Linked DNA regions of Homo sapiens: region 2 is linked to region 1. A link is a loop called in an ENCODE intact Hi-C map of the cell type or tissue named here. Cell type or tissue: prostate gland. All regions are shown on one strand.

Evidence for each region. Hi-C counts contacts between places; a loop is a spot of excess contacts. Peaks named below come from ENCODE experiments on the same cell type or tissue, not always from the same donor. Only the 100,000 strongest peaks of a DNase experiment are listed, where the experiment ranks them.
Region 2: it touches region 1 in a loop (4-fold over the local background); 37 of 110 quality-filtered maps call a loop at or near these places.

What each region holds. Positions count from the first base shown.
Region 1 is chr22:40,021,473-40,029,472 of GRCh38, reverse strand. FAM83F (family with sequence similarity 83 member F) reads right to left here. Exons shown (of 5, transcript NM_138435.4): 4 at 7,510-8,000. Among named protein-coding and RNA genes, the nearest start is that of TNRC6B-DT, 19 kb to the left of the region's middle. RefSeq lists enhancers at 4,304-4,373, 5,792-6,292, 6,293-6,793. In prostate gland, CTCF peaks have their summits at 946 (motif pointing left) and 4,478 (motif pointing right); DNase peaks (open chromatin) are centred at 582, 891, 4,512 and 6,402; H3K27ac peaks cover 3,996 bases.
Region 2 is chr22:39,554,063-39,562,062 of GRCh38, reverse strand. LOC124905120 (a long non-coding RNA gene) reads left to right here and starts at 4,549. Exons shown (of 2, transcript XR_007068106.1): 1 at 4,549-4,621; 2 at 4,995-5,268. RefSeq lists an enhancer at 3,536-4,134. In prostate gland, CTCF peaks have their summits at 2,192 (motif pointing left) and 4,551; no DNase peak of the experiment used is centred here; H3K4me3 peaks cover 1,106 bases.

The DNA.
Region 1 (8,000 bases):
CGCTTGGTGGATTCAGCTTCAGTTCCTACCCTGTGTGCTGTCCACATCTCCAGTTGAGGGGCTGGGGTCACTGTCTCCCTCCCAAGCTGCTGATCTGGAAACCAAGTCAATAGGGCACCCGGGAAAGTAGAAGGGAAGATTCTGCCTGTCTCAGCAGCCTCGGCAGGAGCCCCACTGGGTGGGACATCAAGGTGACAGCCATCTCCTGACCAAAGAGGGGTCGGGGAAGGATCCAGGCTGCAGAATCAATGACAACAACCATCAAGTCCAAAGTCTTGGCTGCTCTGTCTACAGACTAGCCATTCTTTTGTTTCTTTACTTTTCTAATAAACTTGCTTTCACACACACACACACACACACACACACACACACACACACACACACACACACACGTCTAGCCAAGAGGCCGCTCACTACCAGCTAGTACATGCAGCTCCACCGCCTGCAAAGTAAGACTGCGGTCCTTCTCTCTGGTTCCCCTCCCGGGCTGCCGCATTCTACCGCTGAGGTGCCCACAGCTCCCAGAGCCAGCCAGCGACAGTGCCAGAACCTGGCCTTCCCGGTCCAGTTCCAGCTCCTTCCGCCACAGGCCGCCTAGGCTGGAAGAAGGAAAGCTGGCGCCTCAGGAAAGGCTGGCGCTGGCCAAGAGCTGCCACCGTGGGGTGGATCACACTGCTTAGGACGCGCCTTTGAAGGGAGGACAGAGAGGAACGCGCTGCCTGTAGGGAGGGAAGGGGGAGAGAAAGCTGTCCCCCGCCCCCGGCCAGAGAAGCTGATTTCTCTTCTTCCCCAGGCCTCTACCATTCCTTCCCACTCTCTTTACAGTCCTGAGATGAGGCCTGCGGTTCCTTTGGCTGGATTCCTGCTCTCGGACCTCCGGAGGGAGTGCAGGGGAGTAGCGAGGCAGGCCTGACACCTGCAGGCCTGCGAGGTGTCAGGCGCTGGAGCGGGGAGCCCATGTCCTCGGAGCGCTGGCTGCCTTTCCCCAGGTGGAAGGCGCTCGTGTTATTTCCTGCCAGTTCCCCTCCACACAGCAAGGGCTGCCTCTCTGGTGCTCACACAACCTTCCAGTATCACTTCAGCTGTGAATTTAATTAAGGCCATGTCTGCCTCCTCTCCTGGGCCATGAGCAGGACCCACTGAACAGAGCCCAACTTGGAGCCCTGCCCTGCCACACAGGCTGCTGCTCCTGCCCACTGCACTGTGACCCACGGCCTCGGGCCTCATCCATCCAGGCAGACTGAACGAGCTCTTCAGGACTGACCACAAATCCAGCTGCACCCTCATTAAGGGTGTTCCCCCACCTTTGGGCAGGAGGCTGCGCCCCAAGGGCTCCATGGCCAAGGCGCTGGGGGTCACTTTCCGCAGTGGTGCCGAGCACGTCTGGGGCGGCTCTGCTAGTGGGATGAAATGCGGCCATCTTAGAGTCACTCACTGCTGCAATGGACACATTCGTCCCCATTTCCCCCCATCAGCTGGTTTGATTTGCGTGGCCCACTAAGCAGATGTCAGTTCCTCCCCAGAGGCAGCAGCATTTTGGAGGCAGGTAAGCAAATCAACCTCCAGATCGTTAAACAGGGGAGGCGGTGTAGCTGGGGGTGGGATGGTGGTGGGTGGTGGTGGGGGTAGCTGCTTCCCAAGCCTGCACACCACCCGGCTGGCTGCCTCCGGGAGAAGCCTGGCAAGGCAGGGGCAGGGCCCATCTTCACCAGCACCATGCTCCCCACTTTTTTGTAAGGCAGGGTGAAAGCCTGGAGACAGCACCTAGACTCAGAATTCATTTCCTAGCCCCGGACAGGACAGAGAAACTGGCTTGGCTTGAGGACAAACTCTGTGTCCCTTGTCATTCCCTGAGTGCTCACATATTGGGAGCTGACCACGTGTGGGGAGTCAGCCCTGCTCAGGTGAACAGGGAAGGTGTATAAATGACCAGAATAGTCTTTTTTACAAAGTATGCGTGGCCTGGGAGCTTCAGAGGTGACGCCAAGGTGGAGCTGAAAACGGGTGCAGGGTGGGAGGAGGGGCCGCTCAGCGGAGCGGAGCCATGTGACATAAGCATGGGGTGAGGGTGGCAGCCTGGGGCACTCGGGACCTGCAGTCAGTCTGGTTTGCTGGCAGGTGAGGTGGTGCGGGAGAGAGGGAGGCAGAGGTCACCCACATGGAAGCCATGACAAGGACAATGATGTGCAAACCGCATGCACAGGCTCCAGGGCTTCGCATTCCCTGTATCTGGAAGAATCTTCCCTCAGATGTCCACAGGGCCCTCTCCTTCCATTGAAGTCTTGCTCCGAGGCTCCTTGGTTAGAGAGGCCTTCCCTGGCACCCTTTATAGAAGGGTCATCCTCCCCTAATCCTCGTCTCTCCCCAGGGTAACATGCTCCATAAAAGCAAGGACCATGTTCATTCTGTTCACAGCTGTGCCAGGAACTTAGAGCAGGGCCTGGCACAGAGCAGACACTTCGTAGACACATATTTATTGAATAAAATGCATGAGACAGCAACGGCGAGCTACTTAGGGGTTTAGCACAATCCTAGTAACAACAGTAATAACAGCAGCAGATGCCCCAGACGCAGCAAGAGCAAGAGAGAGATCTGAGACCTGCGGCCCCAAGGGATGACACAGGAGAACAAGTCCCCCAATCCAGCGGCCCAGCAGCCACAGCTCTACAGAGCCAGACCACACTGCCAGCCAGGGGGCCAACCACACATAAATCCAGGGACCCCAGGAGAGTTCTGGAAAGGGACTGTCACTGCAGGTCACCTCAGAGAAACTGGGAAGCAAAGCACAGGCCCAGGGACTCTGGGGCAGGAAAGGACCCCGAGGCACTCTGGGAAGCAAGTTGCTGCTGTCATCTTCCTCTCGGCCCCCACAACACCGTGGGAAAGGGCTGGTCCTCTATTTGGGGCTCTGGTTCTTCCGAACAGTTTTTTGTTTTGTTTTGTTTTGTTTTTTGAGACAGATTCCTACTGTGTCACCCAGGCTGGAGTGCAGTGGTGTGATCTCCACTCACTGCAACCTCCACCTCCCGGGTTCAAGAGATTCTCCTGTTTCAGCCTCCCGAGTAGCTGGGACTACAGGCAAGTGCCACCATGCCTGGCTAATTTTTTGTATTTTTAGTAGAGACAGGATTTCACCGTGTTAGCCAGGATGATCTCGATCTCCTGACCTCATGATCTGCCCACCTAGGCCTCCAAAAGTGCTGGGATTACAGGCATGAGCCACCACGCCGGGCCCAAACAGTCTTTAAAGGTGCAGGGAAACGGTGCCGATCCTAGCCTTCTGGAGATGGCCATGATATCTGCAGAAGGCTGGGGAGGCAGGAGATCACACTGCCCTTTCTCCCTGGGCAGCCACGGACACAGGGCCTGGCCTCTCTGAACCTTGGGGGTCTCATTGTGAGATGCTGTCATCAGGCAGGATGGCAGCGAGGAGGACGCCAGTTCCATGTGATGGAGTATGGCACCATGTCTCTCGCCACTTCAAAAGTGTTGGCCATTTCCCAGTCATCTCCCTGGGGGAACTGGGTGGGGTCTCAGGCACAGCACAGGGATCTCCTCCCCTAGGCTGGCAGCACTCAAAGGGCAGGGCCTCATCTGTGTTTCCTCAGTCGCCACGGAGTCGGCTGGTCTGAGGACCCTCTGCACTGGGGAGCTACACTGGAAAATGAGGGCCCTAATTTAAAATGCAGATTCCTAAGCCCTGCCCAGTGGTACAGACTCTATTTGTTGGATTTTATTTTTATCTTTAAAAATTCTATTATTATTATTTTGAGATGGAGTCTCGCTCTGTCACCCAGGCTGGTGTGATCTCAGCTCACTGCAGCCTCTGCCTCCTGGGTTCAAGTGATTCTCCTGCTTCAGCCTCCCAAGTAGCTGGGATTATAGGCACCTCCCACCATGCCCAGCTAATTTTTGTATTTTCAGTAGAGACAGGGTTTCACCATGTTGGCCAGGCTGGTCTCGAACTCCTGACCTCAGGTGATCCACCTGCCTCGGCCTCTCCAAGCGTATTTGTTGCATTTTAAAATTTGTATTTACTTTTGCTTTTATTTTTTTGAGACAGGGTCTCTCTGTCGTCCAGACTGGAGTGCAGTGGCACAATCACAGCTGACTGCAGCCTCGACTTCCCAGGCTCAAGTGATCCTCCTGCCTCCACCTCCCAAGTAGCTGGGACTACAGGCACACGGCACTACCCCCAGCTAATTAAATTTTTTTTTAAGAGATGGGGACTTGCTATGTTGCCCAGGCTAGTCTGGAACTCCTGGGCTCAAGGGATCTTCCCAGCTCAGCCTCCCAAAGCACTGGGATTACAGGCATGAGCCACCGCGCCTGGCCTCGTTGCATGTTTACCAAGGCTCTCCACTGAGGCTGCTCTGTGAGTTTGGGGGTCCCTGACCCAGGGAGCCTGTGCGGAGGGCACAGAAGCTCCAGAATAAGGGATGAACACTCCCAGCAGGAGGCGAGGGCGGAGGGAAGACGTAGAAGAGGCGCCTAGCTTCTGCCACTAGAGTGCGCCGTGAGCCTTGAAACCGCTGGGCACCCCTGGCCCCCAGCTGGATCCCCAGCCGGAAAGGAGGAAGCAACTTCCCTAAGGTTCTCCCAAGGGCCACACCTGGGTTTGCAAAAATTTGCATGCTGTTTGACAACTATATACTCCTTATCAAGCAATTTTACAGGCTGTCAGCTCTGAGCTTTTTCTATTTTTTCTCTTATGACAGAAACTGTCATCAACTCAGGTTCTCCCTTGACAAGAGGGCAGCAGAGACAGAAAGAACAGAGGCAGAATCTGAACTCCAGGGGACCTCGGAAACCCTCAATGGTGCACTCCCCCACCTTCTAGATGAGAACACAGCCCCAGGGAGGGGACGGATGTGTCCTGGGTACAGGGAGCAATGTGTCCCGAATTGAGAGCCAGGTGGCAGCTGCTCTGGGAGGTTCTGAACATTTACCAGGGGAAGGGGACACTTTCCCTGCATGGGGGCCCAAAGGCAGGAGCTCAGGTTCTCACTGATTCCCACGGTGGGTGCCCCATGCTGTCAGGGGCCCACCTTCTCACACATGCAGTCCTGGCTGCTTAGCTGCTGCTGCCTGAGGGGAGACACTGAAGCAGCCCCACTTGGCCATGGTGTGGGAAGCTGGAGGCCGTGAAAAAGGGCCTCTTAGGAGAGGAGCTCCTGGCCAGGCGCGGTGGCTTGTGCCTATAATCCCAGCGCTTTGGGAGGCCCAGAGGTAGGAGGATCACTTGAGGCCAGGAGACCAGCCTGGGCAACATGATGAGACCCTGTCTATACAAACAATTTAAAAAATTAGCCAGGCATGGTGGCACACACCTGTGAGCCCAGCTACTCAGGAGGCTGAGGTGGGAGAATCGCTTGAACCGAGGAGGTTGAGGTTGCAATGAGCTGTGGTCGCACCACTGCACTCCAGCGAGACATTGTCTTAAAAACAAACAAAACCAGCAAAAGACAGGAGAGGAGCTGCTGCTTCTCCCTCAGGCCTTGGGAGGGAGAGGAAAGGTGCGTGAATTTCAGGACTGCAGGTACTGGGCGCCCACCCAGGTGGGCAGAAGCCTTACCGGAGGAGGCTGCTCTGTGTTCGTCTAAAGGACGGACAAGGAACGGGATGATGGTTCCGGGCATCCCCGGACCTTCCTGGCTGTCCGTGCCCTCGCCCTCACTATTCCCTCTCTCTCTCTATCCCAGCATCAGGTGCCCTGGAGAGGAGCTTCCCAAGGGTACCGTCTGTGTCTGCAAGGCTGGCTCCTGGGCACCATGTGCAGACACCAGAGAGCGGCAGCAGGGGCAGGGCCGCCGTGACCACCCGAGATGTGGGAGCAGGGACATGGATGTGGAGGGACACGCAGAAGGCAGCGGGAAGGGACAAGACAATGGGCTTTGAGTTTCCATGGAAACTGCATCTCAGGGCGAGGGGCTGAAGGAAGAGAAAGCTTCCACTCCACTTCAGTCAGGACTCGGGAAATAGTCCTTGCTGCTGTCGGCTCGCCCCCTCCTTCCCCTCTTCCACCTCCTTCCCCTCTTCCCCTCGCTCCCTTGCCAGGTGTTCACCATGGCAACCCTTCCTCCAAACCAGAGGTACAGAGCAGGAGCAGCAGCAGCAGCAGCAGCTGGTGTTAGGGGAGCCAGGGAGCCCAGGAGGAATGGGGATGGGGCCAGCCACCCCTCCCCTGACAGAACATGGCTGTGCCCATGCCTGGTCTTGAATCCTGGCCTTACTACCACTTCCTGTGACCTGGGACCACTTCATTCACCTCTCCGAGCCATCTGCCACCTCTGTGCTTGAAGGGTGGTTGTGGGGGCAGAAGGGGAGAGAGAGTGCCTGTGCAGGACCTGGCAAGCCAGCAGCTCAGTCAACGTCTCCAGGCCAAACAGAAGGAACGCCCTGACACTCCCACTGTGCCCACAGCCACAGAGGCGCCCAGGCCTGTTCCAACTCCAAGAAGCAAAGTTAGCCAACATTTCCTGAGCACAGAATGTGTCAGACTCCAAAGCAGTGCTGGGGAATTAGCAGAGGGGATGACACTTGTGCTCCCTGCTCTCACACCATCACAATCCGGTTAAAGCTGGTGTGCAGGAATGCAGGAGTCCTGGAAGCCCTTGGGCCGGGCACACAAGACCTCAGGCCCTGCCATCGCCCACCTGGCCAGCCAGAGCCCAGTTCTCATCACTGGGCTCCACAGCGATGGAGGGAGAAACCCCACCATGGAAAGTCCCCTGACTCAGGGATGCAGAGATGAGAAAGGCACCGCCACCAGCCACCTGAAAGGCCACCCCAGAGACTGCTGCAGAGAGAGACATAAAGTCCAGGGCCTCCTGGGGATCCCAGAGAGATGCCCAGAAAGACGCTGCCATGGAACAATCCCACCCAGGGACAAGCAGCTGGGCAGACAGCACTCAGCAGAGGGACGTGGAGAAACCAAGTCGGACTGCCCGTCACAGAGACAGGAAACTGGGTCAGGGCACCAGTAGGGTACAGGGGAGGGTGGGGTGTGTCTAACCAGGTGAGATCCTGACAATAGGTGATCTGGCAAGGGAAAAGGTTTGCTAGAAAGAGCCCTCAACTCAGAGCCAGGGTCGAGCTGCAGCCATGCACCCCACTGTGCAGAGCCCCCGTTTCTTCACTTACAAAGGAGAAAGTTTCTCAGCTTATTTGATTTGTTGGGTTACCATGAGGGCTGATCTGAATGCCTTCTAGCAGTAGCATTAGAAGCTCTGAGACCCCTCCATGCCAAGCCTGGAATCCTTCTCTTTTTTCAGAGAAGAGGAAAATGAAACTCAGAGCTGCAGGACTTGCCCAAGGCCTCCAGGCAGCTAATGGCCGGGGCCAGAATGGGAACCAAGGACCCCGGAACCCCAGAGCTCCTGCCCTCTCTGTGCCCACAGATGGAATCTACTCCTCTGCAGGTATGAGGCAGTGCTCCTGGATAAGAGCCGATGCGGGGCGAGGGCCAGAGGCCTGGGGAGGCACCAGGCCAGAGGGAAGAGGGCTCACCTGAGATGTCAGCACTGGAATTCTCGTTGGGCCTCTTCCCCGTCAGAAACTCCACTTCAGAGGTCTCGGTGGAGACAGAGCTGGCCATGCCATTGGGCGCCGCAGGCCTCTTGGCTCGGCGACTGAAGAGCCTGCTGCTGAAGCGCCTGGCGGGGGCGGCCTCCCCCCGGGCCGCTTCTCCCATGCCGTTTCGGCTGGGTGCCTCTCGGGATTTGGGCTTCAGGTCTCTGTGCATGTGAGAGACCATCCTGCCATCCTTCTGGCTCAGCTCTCCCAAGGGGATGGGCTCCACGGGGGGCAGCACCTGCTCCACCGTAACCAGGTCTTTCAGGAAGCTCTCCAGGCGCCAGGCCGACTCGCCACCGCTGGCGCCCTCCTCCTGCCCCTCCGGGTTGCCGCCCGCCTCCCGCTGTTGCCGGGCAGCCCAGCGCATCATCTCCCCAGGCGGGTGGCGGCAGCCTGACACCAAGGCGTACTTGGGGTTGATAAGC
Region 2 (8,000 bases), 470 kb after region 1:
GCCTTGGGTCTTACTTCAGCGAGCAAATCAGGGTGAACATGGCCCCTGATGGGAGGGAGGGGTGGCCAGCAGGAAGAGCACTGGATCAGGAGTCCCAGGACTCAAGGACCAGCTCTGCCCTCCCCACATCACATGGTCTCCCCAAGCTTCATTTCCTTTTGTATAAAATGCAGAAGACGATGCCTTTTCTGCCTTGAAAACCAGATAGAAAATGGGGAAAAACATTTGGAAAGCAACTTCATGAAAGAAAAGACAGCTTCATTGTACGAGGCCCCATGCTAGGTGCTGCAGAAACATGTCTGAGCCGCACAAAAATCCTTTCAGGTGAAAGGTATTATCCCAGTTTTATAAGAAGCGGATGCTTCTGTTGATGCTAGGTCACCTGATCCTCTTGCCATGGTTGTGGACTTGCTCACCTCTACCCCAGCTGGGACAGAGCTTAGGCCCCTCCCAAAAGGGGCCTAAGACCCTAGAACAACAGAGGGCTGGATGCAGCCCCCGCTGCTCAACAGGGTAGGGCAGGCAGCAAGACCCTAATGCTCCTCTCTACATGCACCATTAGCCAGACCTCTCTGGCCAGAGTCCAGGAGAAGGGGGCAGTGGGCAGAGGCAGACCTCAGAGATGAAGGGAAAAGTTCTGGGAGGCAGGGCCAGGTCTGCATTGAACCTGGCCCTGAAGAGCCCACAGCCTCCACAGAACCTCCACCCTCAAGATACCACGTCCTTCTCGTCCTCTCCTGCTCAAGGAGCCCCAAAAGCACCCAGCTGTTTTGCAAAGGTGTCCAAATATGCCATGCTAAATCCTCTGTGATCTGCACCCCTCATCTATCAATACGGTCTGGGTTCTCCAATCTGAGAGCACGAGTGGAAACCAGGACTCGTGGCCATGTCCCCACAAAGCACCTGGCAGGGGAGGCCAGATCCTCTCACAGGCACAGCAGCTCCAAAAGGGCAGGTTTTGTCTGTTCCCTTCCGTTCACTGCTGTGTCCCCCAGTGACCAGAACAGGCCTTAGAACACAGTACATGAAGAATAAATATTAGAGAGAAAGAGAGAAAAGGAAATCGGAAAATCCAATTTGTTTTCTTCCCTCTGTAGACTGGCAGCCATGGTGGGGGACAGACTCAACCCACATCTTCCTGGATATCAGGATCCACAGATCCACGGACCCATGGATCCACCATCCACAGATTCACAGACACACCCACAGATCCACAGATGCCTGGACCCACAGACCCACAGACCTGCACACTCACACTCCCAGAGATCCACAGACCATACACCCACAGTGTGCAGGGCACACAGCACCCTGGGCTCTTTGAGCCCCCAGGCCAGACCTGGGATGCCAGGGGCACAAGAGTAGACTGAGGGCATTAAGGCTGGGGCATGTCCTAGGAACATATGGGAAGAAAACATTCTGCGGCAAAGAACAGGAGGTAGGGAAGGGGTTGGAAAGGAGAAGTGGGGACAGGAGGACAGGCGAGGAAGAGGAGCAGCAGCAGGGGAAGAGCTGGCTGCAGAGGAGAAGGGATGGAGGGGAGAGCGCCCTGCTCTCCCTGCAGCCCAGAGGGGTCTCTCTAGACCCCCATGCCCAGCCCAGCATCCCCTCTTTCCAGACAGTTTTTGACACCAGGAGCTGGGGGGCTGAGGAATCAAGAGAAGAAGGCAGCTGCCAAAGTGGAGACAGCCACGGATCAAGGAGCCACATAGGAGCCTGTTTGGCTACCTTGGAAAGCGCTAGGAACTGCGGGGTGGCGGGAGCCCTGCCAGCGTGGGGGAGGGACAGAGTGGTGCCCAGAAACTGACTGGCCTGAGAGCCCCTTCCTTGGGGCTGAGGCCCAGAGCAGCCACACTTGGGGTGTGGGGTGAAGGTGGCAGAGAGGGCCACAAAGGGGGCCATGATGAAGGAGACTGGGGGAGGGGAGTTGGAGGTGGTGACCCCTGTGGGCTCAGGGCGGGGAACTGGGTCCAGAACCACAGAGAGGCTGCAGTCCCCAAAACTGCTCCCAGCTTGGCTATGGACTCAGGAAGATGTCTGGAGCAGAGAGAGGGTGAGAGAGGATGGGGTTCTCACGGCACCCTCCACCCCTACCTGACCACTCAAGGTCAAGGGGAGGCCGCAGGGACCTGCGGACAGCCTGGCGCCCCCTGGTGGGCCTGGAAGATGCCCTCTCAGCCCCAGCTTTCTCAGGAGGTCTTGGAATGGGGGCAAGGGGAGGGGAGGGGCATGCAGGGTGAGGAGGAAGGAATGCGGAAGAAGCGGGCAGAGAACTTTGGTCAAAGGAAGGGGAAGGGGCCTCCAGCCAGGCCAGCAGCCCCTTCCCCAAGCCTCCCATTGTGGGGCAGGCACAGCAGCTCTGCACAGCTAGGAAGAGAGCGTGGAGGGCACGGTGTGGTGACCAGGCCCTCTGGGGTTGTGGGCAGATTCATGGGTTTGGTGCCAGGCCAGCTCAACAGCCTCCAGGCACATTCTTTCTTTTCCTCTTCCTCCCCCTGCTGAGGCCCCAGACCTGGTCTCTGCTCAGTGTCACCCTGTCCTGTCCTGACCTATCACCCACTGGTGTCCCCTCCCTCTGTCTCTGCGTTGACGGCGGAGGTGGGAAGGTAACAGGGAGGTCTCTAGACCCCAGCTCAGTCCCCAGCCCAGCCCTGGATCCTGAAGCCTGAACAGAAAGTTTGTCCTGAAGAGTGGACAAGAGTTCCGGAAGCGAGTCCTTAGGGCTAAGAGGAGCCACAGATTCAAGAGGTGACCAGGTGCCAGCAGGGTCTGAGGACGGGGTGCAGGGAGGTAGGCCCACACCATGGGCCAAACCCTTCCCCTGGGGCTGGGCCACAGATCCACACCCCTGTTCACACAGCGTCCTAGCCCCGAGGTGGTGCCAGCGTCTGCGGGGCGAATCCTCCAGGCAGTGAGAGACAGAGGACGAACTGGCCACTGCCTGGGCCAATCTGAGTGCTCCAGCGAGGACTCTCCTCGCATGGTGATCAGACCCCGGCACACCACACACGCCAGACACGCAGGCCCACTCCAGCGCTCGCTCATTCTCTCTCTCTGTCTCTCTCACACACACACACACACACACACACACACACACCTGGACCCAGGATACAGACCCTCAGGACAAGAATATAGCTCAGAGGTCTTCTCAGACCCCAATCTCATCCTCAGGTCAGGAGCCCCCAGGGCCCTGACAAGGCAGAAAGACACTAGCAGAGGGGCTGACTGAGGCCTCAGCCTGGGCCCCACCACAGCCCCCTCCCCCAGGCACCATGACTTCCCCCAAAAGAGGCCTCCCCACCACTGCCAAGCCCCGTAGTCCCCCACAGCTCCCCCACAACACCACCCAGTAGGCAATTAGCACCCAATCATCATAAGCACTCATTACATAACACCTCCAGCCGGCCGAGGGTCCCTTTCACCCCTACAGCCCCGGCTCCGACCCTGGCCTGGCTTCATGCAGCGAGGCCTCCGCCCCGCTGGGGTGCCAGCCAAAGGGGGGGTCTCCGCCACCCCCGCCTCCGGGAAAGTTAAACCCTGCCCGGGATTCCCCCATCCAGTGGCCCCCGCTGCCGCGCTCCCAGGCCAGCGCTCCCAGCTCAGCCCGCCGGACACGGGCACCAGCTCTGGCCCAGCTGCCCGCAGAGCCGCAGCCGCGGAGGGGCGGCCGGACGCGCGGACAACCCGGGCCCCGGCCGGCAGCCTGACTTGTTGAATAAATTTCTGCAGCGCTGGCTCAGCTGGCTTCAGTATTGGCACCGAGAGAACTTTCGTGGCCTTGGAGAGAGGACCGGTCAAAGTTTCCTGTCCTTCCTCCCAAGGCATGGCCCCGAAGGCGCGGGATGGGGGGCTCACCTGACGGGTACGCGCGGGTGGGGAGGATCGATCCCCAGAAATAAATAAATAAATGCCCCAGTGAAGAGAGAAGCCAACGCGCCAAGAAACTGGCATCGAAGCGAAGCCCTCCCTTCCTTCCCCCCACCCACCCAGCCCCCACCTACCTTGGCATGGACGTGGCCCGGCCGCGGGGGGTCGTCCAGGTTAGAGACGCGGGGACAACGCGTCCCCACCCGAAGCCGGCGATCGAGAGGGACCCCCAGCCCCGCCAGCCGACCCCCCGCCAATTCAGGATCAGCTGAGCCCCCGGGGCGCGGGGGGCGGCGGGCGGGGGGCGGCGGGCCCGGGGGCCCGGGCCATGGCGGGAGGAGGAGGAGGCGGCGGGCTGGAGGGACGGCGAGGCTCTGGGCGGGCGGCGGGCGGGAGCGCGGCGCTCCGGGCCGGGGCGGGGGCGCGGGTGCTGCGGGGACCGAGCAGCGGGGCAAGTGCCCGGGAGAGACCAGCGCGGCGGGGAGCGCGGGGCTGAGGCCGGTCTCTCGCCTGCCTCGGCTCTGCTCGCGCCTCCGGCTCAGGGCTCGAAGCGCGGGGTCTGCGCGCGGCGGGGGCTGCGGAGGAGCCCGAGCGCCTGGCGGTGCGGGGACGTGCGGCGGCGGCGAGACCGAGCCGCGCTGCGTGCGAGGAAAAGCCGTCCTTATACTGACACCAAATGTCTTCGGGGAAAGCTGCAGGCGCGGGACGCTGGAGGGGGGAGGCGTGGAGGCGACAGACAGACTGACGGCGGCGGCTGGTGAGCTCCCACCCCTTCCCAGAGGGTAGGAAGCCCCCAGCCCGCGGCCAGCTCCTTAAAATCCAGGTTCTTGCCTGGGGTGGGGTCCTGACCCCTCAGCATGGGGGCTGCGTCATGAGTAAAAAGAGGTGGGTGGGGGGCATTACTGACCACCCCCGGGTCCCAGGTGCCTGCTCTGCCACGTTCCACCCTGTCTCCTCTCTGAGATCCAGATCGGGGGTGTTCACCCCACTGCCCCGGTGAGGGGTCACCCACCTAAGACCCCAGCTCTTAAACGGTAGAGCTGAGCTAGAACCCAGCTCTAAAGGTCGCTCAACCGCCCAGGCTGCCTCCACACTTCTCATTCACAACCCTGCTTCTTCCCACCCTCTAGGCTTGGCTGAAAGGCCACCTCCTCCAGGAAGGCTTCTCAGAGGGCCCCCAGGTGAAACAGATGCCTCTATCCGGCTGCAAAGGCTTCATTCTCACCACTTTCCAGGACCCTGTCACACCAGTTCCCCCAATCCCACGCTCCTGAGGCCTGTCTCCCTTCCTCTCTCACCCAAGGGCTGTGGATTGGGGAGAGGGAGTGTTCAAGGTTATAACCCCCTTTTATTTGTTCATTTGCATCCAGCCAAACAAATTAAAAGCACCAAGACTCTCCCCAATGCAGGCCAAATGGTCTACTCACTGCCTCACAACTCAGGAAGCATTTAGTGAACACCTGCTGTGTGCTAGGCACTTCTTTAAACTGCCTGGAGTTCCACCCTTTTGCCCCCATTTTACCGATGAAGAAACTGAGGCCAGAGATGAGCTGCCTGGTCAAGGTTACTCCGCTGGGAAGCAGCAGCCCCCAGTACGAGTCCAGTGCTCCCAACCCCTGCCCAGATGTTGTCACACTGGGCTGCCCAGCGTAACCCTCTCCACCTCTTTGGAGAATGTGTGGTGAGGGGCACCAGGGGGTTGCTGAGGGCTGCCCTGAGCCCCCCCACCCCTCCGATGCTGGCAGATAGTCACAGCTTTAGAGAAAGGTACACTCAGGTTTGATCCCAGCTCTGCTGCTTCCTGACTGAGGATGGGAAGCAAAGCCCGTTAACATCTCTGAGTCTCAGGTGCCTCATCTGTGAAATGGCGATAAGGTTTCACACTTTGCAGGATGCAAACCATCTTTAAAGGGCTTAGCACAGTGTCTAACACATAATAGGTGTCCAACAAATATTCATCCCTTTCTAGCTTTTAGTCTAAGGAGACAAAACAAGCCTTTGTCTCCAGACTCCAAGGCAAGGTCGTCTAAGCACACACGGGCTGAGAGGTGTCTTACAGGTGTGAATTCAGCAAGCCAGACAGCCCTGCAGGTGGGACGGATTTACATCAGATCAGAGTGGGCTTCAGATCAGGAGTCTTCAGGGAAGCCTCATCAAAGGCGAGAGACTTGAACTGAGCCTTGAAAGCTTGTACAGGATCGAGATAAGAAGAGAGAAGGTGGGTAGAGAAATGGCATCAAGGAGGGAGAAGGCATGGAGGCAGGAACAAGGTAGCATGGCAGGCACTCCATGCCCCGAGCAGCTGAATGCACAGCTAGAAAGCCGCAGGCCTGGAGGGTGAAAGAAATCAGGCGGCATGATGGGGAGAAGATACCAACCACCACCAACTTCTTCCCATTCTCCTCCAGGGACATTTTCATAAAGCAAAGTTCAGAAGACTGGACAGGACCTCGAGAAGCCACCAGACGGTGAATTCTCAGGTCTGGGTCCCTTCAGCTATAGTCTTCCGAAGTGGCCACCCTGTCCCTGCTTGTACACCTGAGGTGATGTAGATCTCACCACCTCCTGGGGCAGCTCCTCTGCTCTCTGGGTATTTCTGATCATTCAAAGCTCTTTTACAGATTTGAGCAGAAATCTGCTACCCTTCGTGATCTGGGTCCCTTCCTTGTCTTGACAGGACTAACACTCCCACCTCAGCCTCCTTCAAGCATCTATACTAGCAGAAAGTCCTGTTTTATATCTAACCTTATGTTTCTTTTTTTTTTTTTTTTTTTTTTTTGAGACAAGATCTCACTCTGTTGCCCAGGCTGGAGTGTAGTGGCTCAATATCAGCTCATTGCAGCCTCAACTTCCCAGGCTCCAGTGATCCTCCCACCTCAGCCTCTGAGTAGCTGGGAACACAGGCACACACCACCACACCTAGCTAATTTTTTGTACTTTTTGTAGAGACGGGGTTTCACCATGTTGCCCAGGCTGGTCTCGAACTCCTGGGCTCGAGCGATCTGCCCACCTCAGCCTCCCGAAATGTTGGGATTACAGGTGTGAGCCACCGTGCCTGGCCCATGCTTTATGTTTCAACTAAAACCCTAGGCCAGGCATGGTGGCTCACACTTGTAATCCCAGCACTTTGGGAGGCTGAGGTGGGTGGATCATCTGAGGTCAGGAGTTCAAGACCAGCCTGGCCAACATGGTGAAGCCCTGTCTCTACTAAAACTACAAAAATTAGCTGGGTGTGGTGGCAAACGCCTGTAGTGCCAGCTACTCGGGAGGCTGAGGCAGGAGAATCGCTTGAACCCAGGAGGCGGAGGTTGCAGTGAGCTGAGATCATGCCACTGCACTCCAGCCTTGGTGACAGAGCAAGACTCCATCTCAAAAAAAAAAAAAACAACAAAAAAAACGTAGTTGTCCACTCTATCTCTGTCACTATTCTGCCCATCCCACGATCCACCCAGGATAGGGAGTGAGTTATGTGGATTTGAGGGATGACCCTGAAACCTACTGGGGCTGAAAGTACCACTCCATGTCTTAGCAAGAAGCAAGACTGGGGAGGTCCCTCCTGAGGGCCCTGGCTGACTGCAGGAGCTTCATCCATTCATTACTGCTATTTATGTTGTGCCTGGTAATTGCAGAAGGCTGCATCAGCCACACATATTTGTTGGTCCTACCATGTCCTGGGAGTAGGGCTGCCAGGCCACTACCAGAGGGTGGACGAGGTAGACCCCAGCCTGGAGCCCCCTAATGCACCCCCCTGACAAATGAACCAGGCTCCCTACCACCTCCCTAGACCCGGAATCCCCTGCCCTCTTCCAGGGACAAAGCCCAACCAGGCTCTTCCTTGCTGCTGCAGCAGCTGCTGGGCCCAGGCTCACCTCCGCCCCCCAGAACTTTCTTGCAATTGTAGTGGCTGGATAGAAAGGGATCATCTGTCCATGGGGACAAATAAACAAGCTGGGCTGAAGGAAACTGGGGCAGAATTCCTGCCCTATGACATGAAATGAGGTCCCTTCCAGGCCTAAAGATCTTAATAGCACAGGGACAAAGATTCCAGTATGCTCAGAATTCACACTGATTTATTTCTCAGATGCTCACAGATCCTTTATCTGTGCCAGGCCCTGGTCTAAGCACTTGACAAAAAT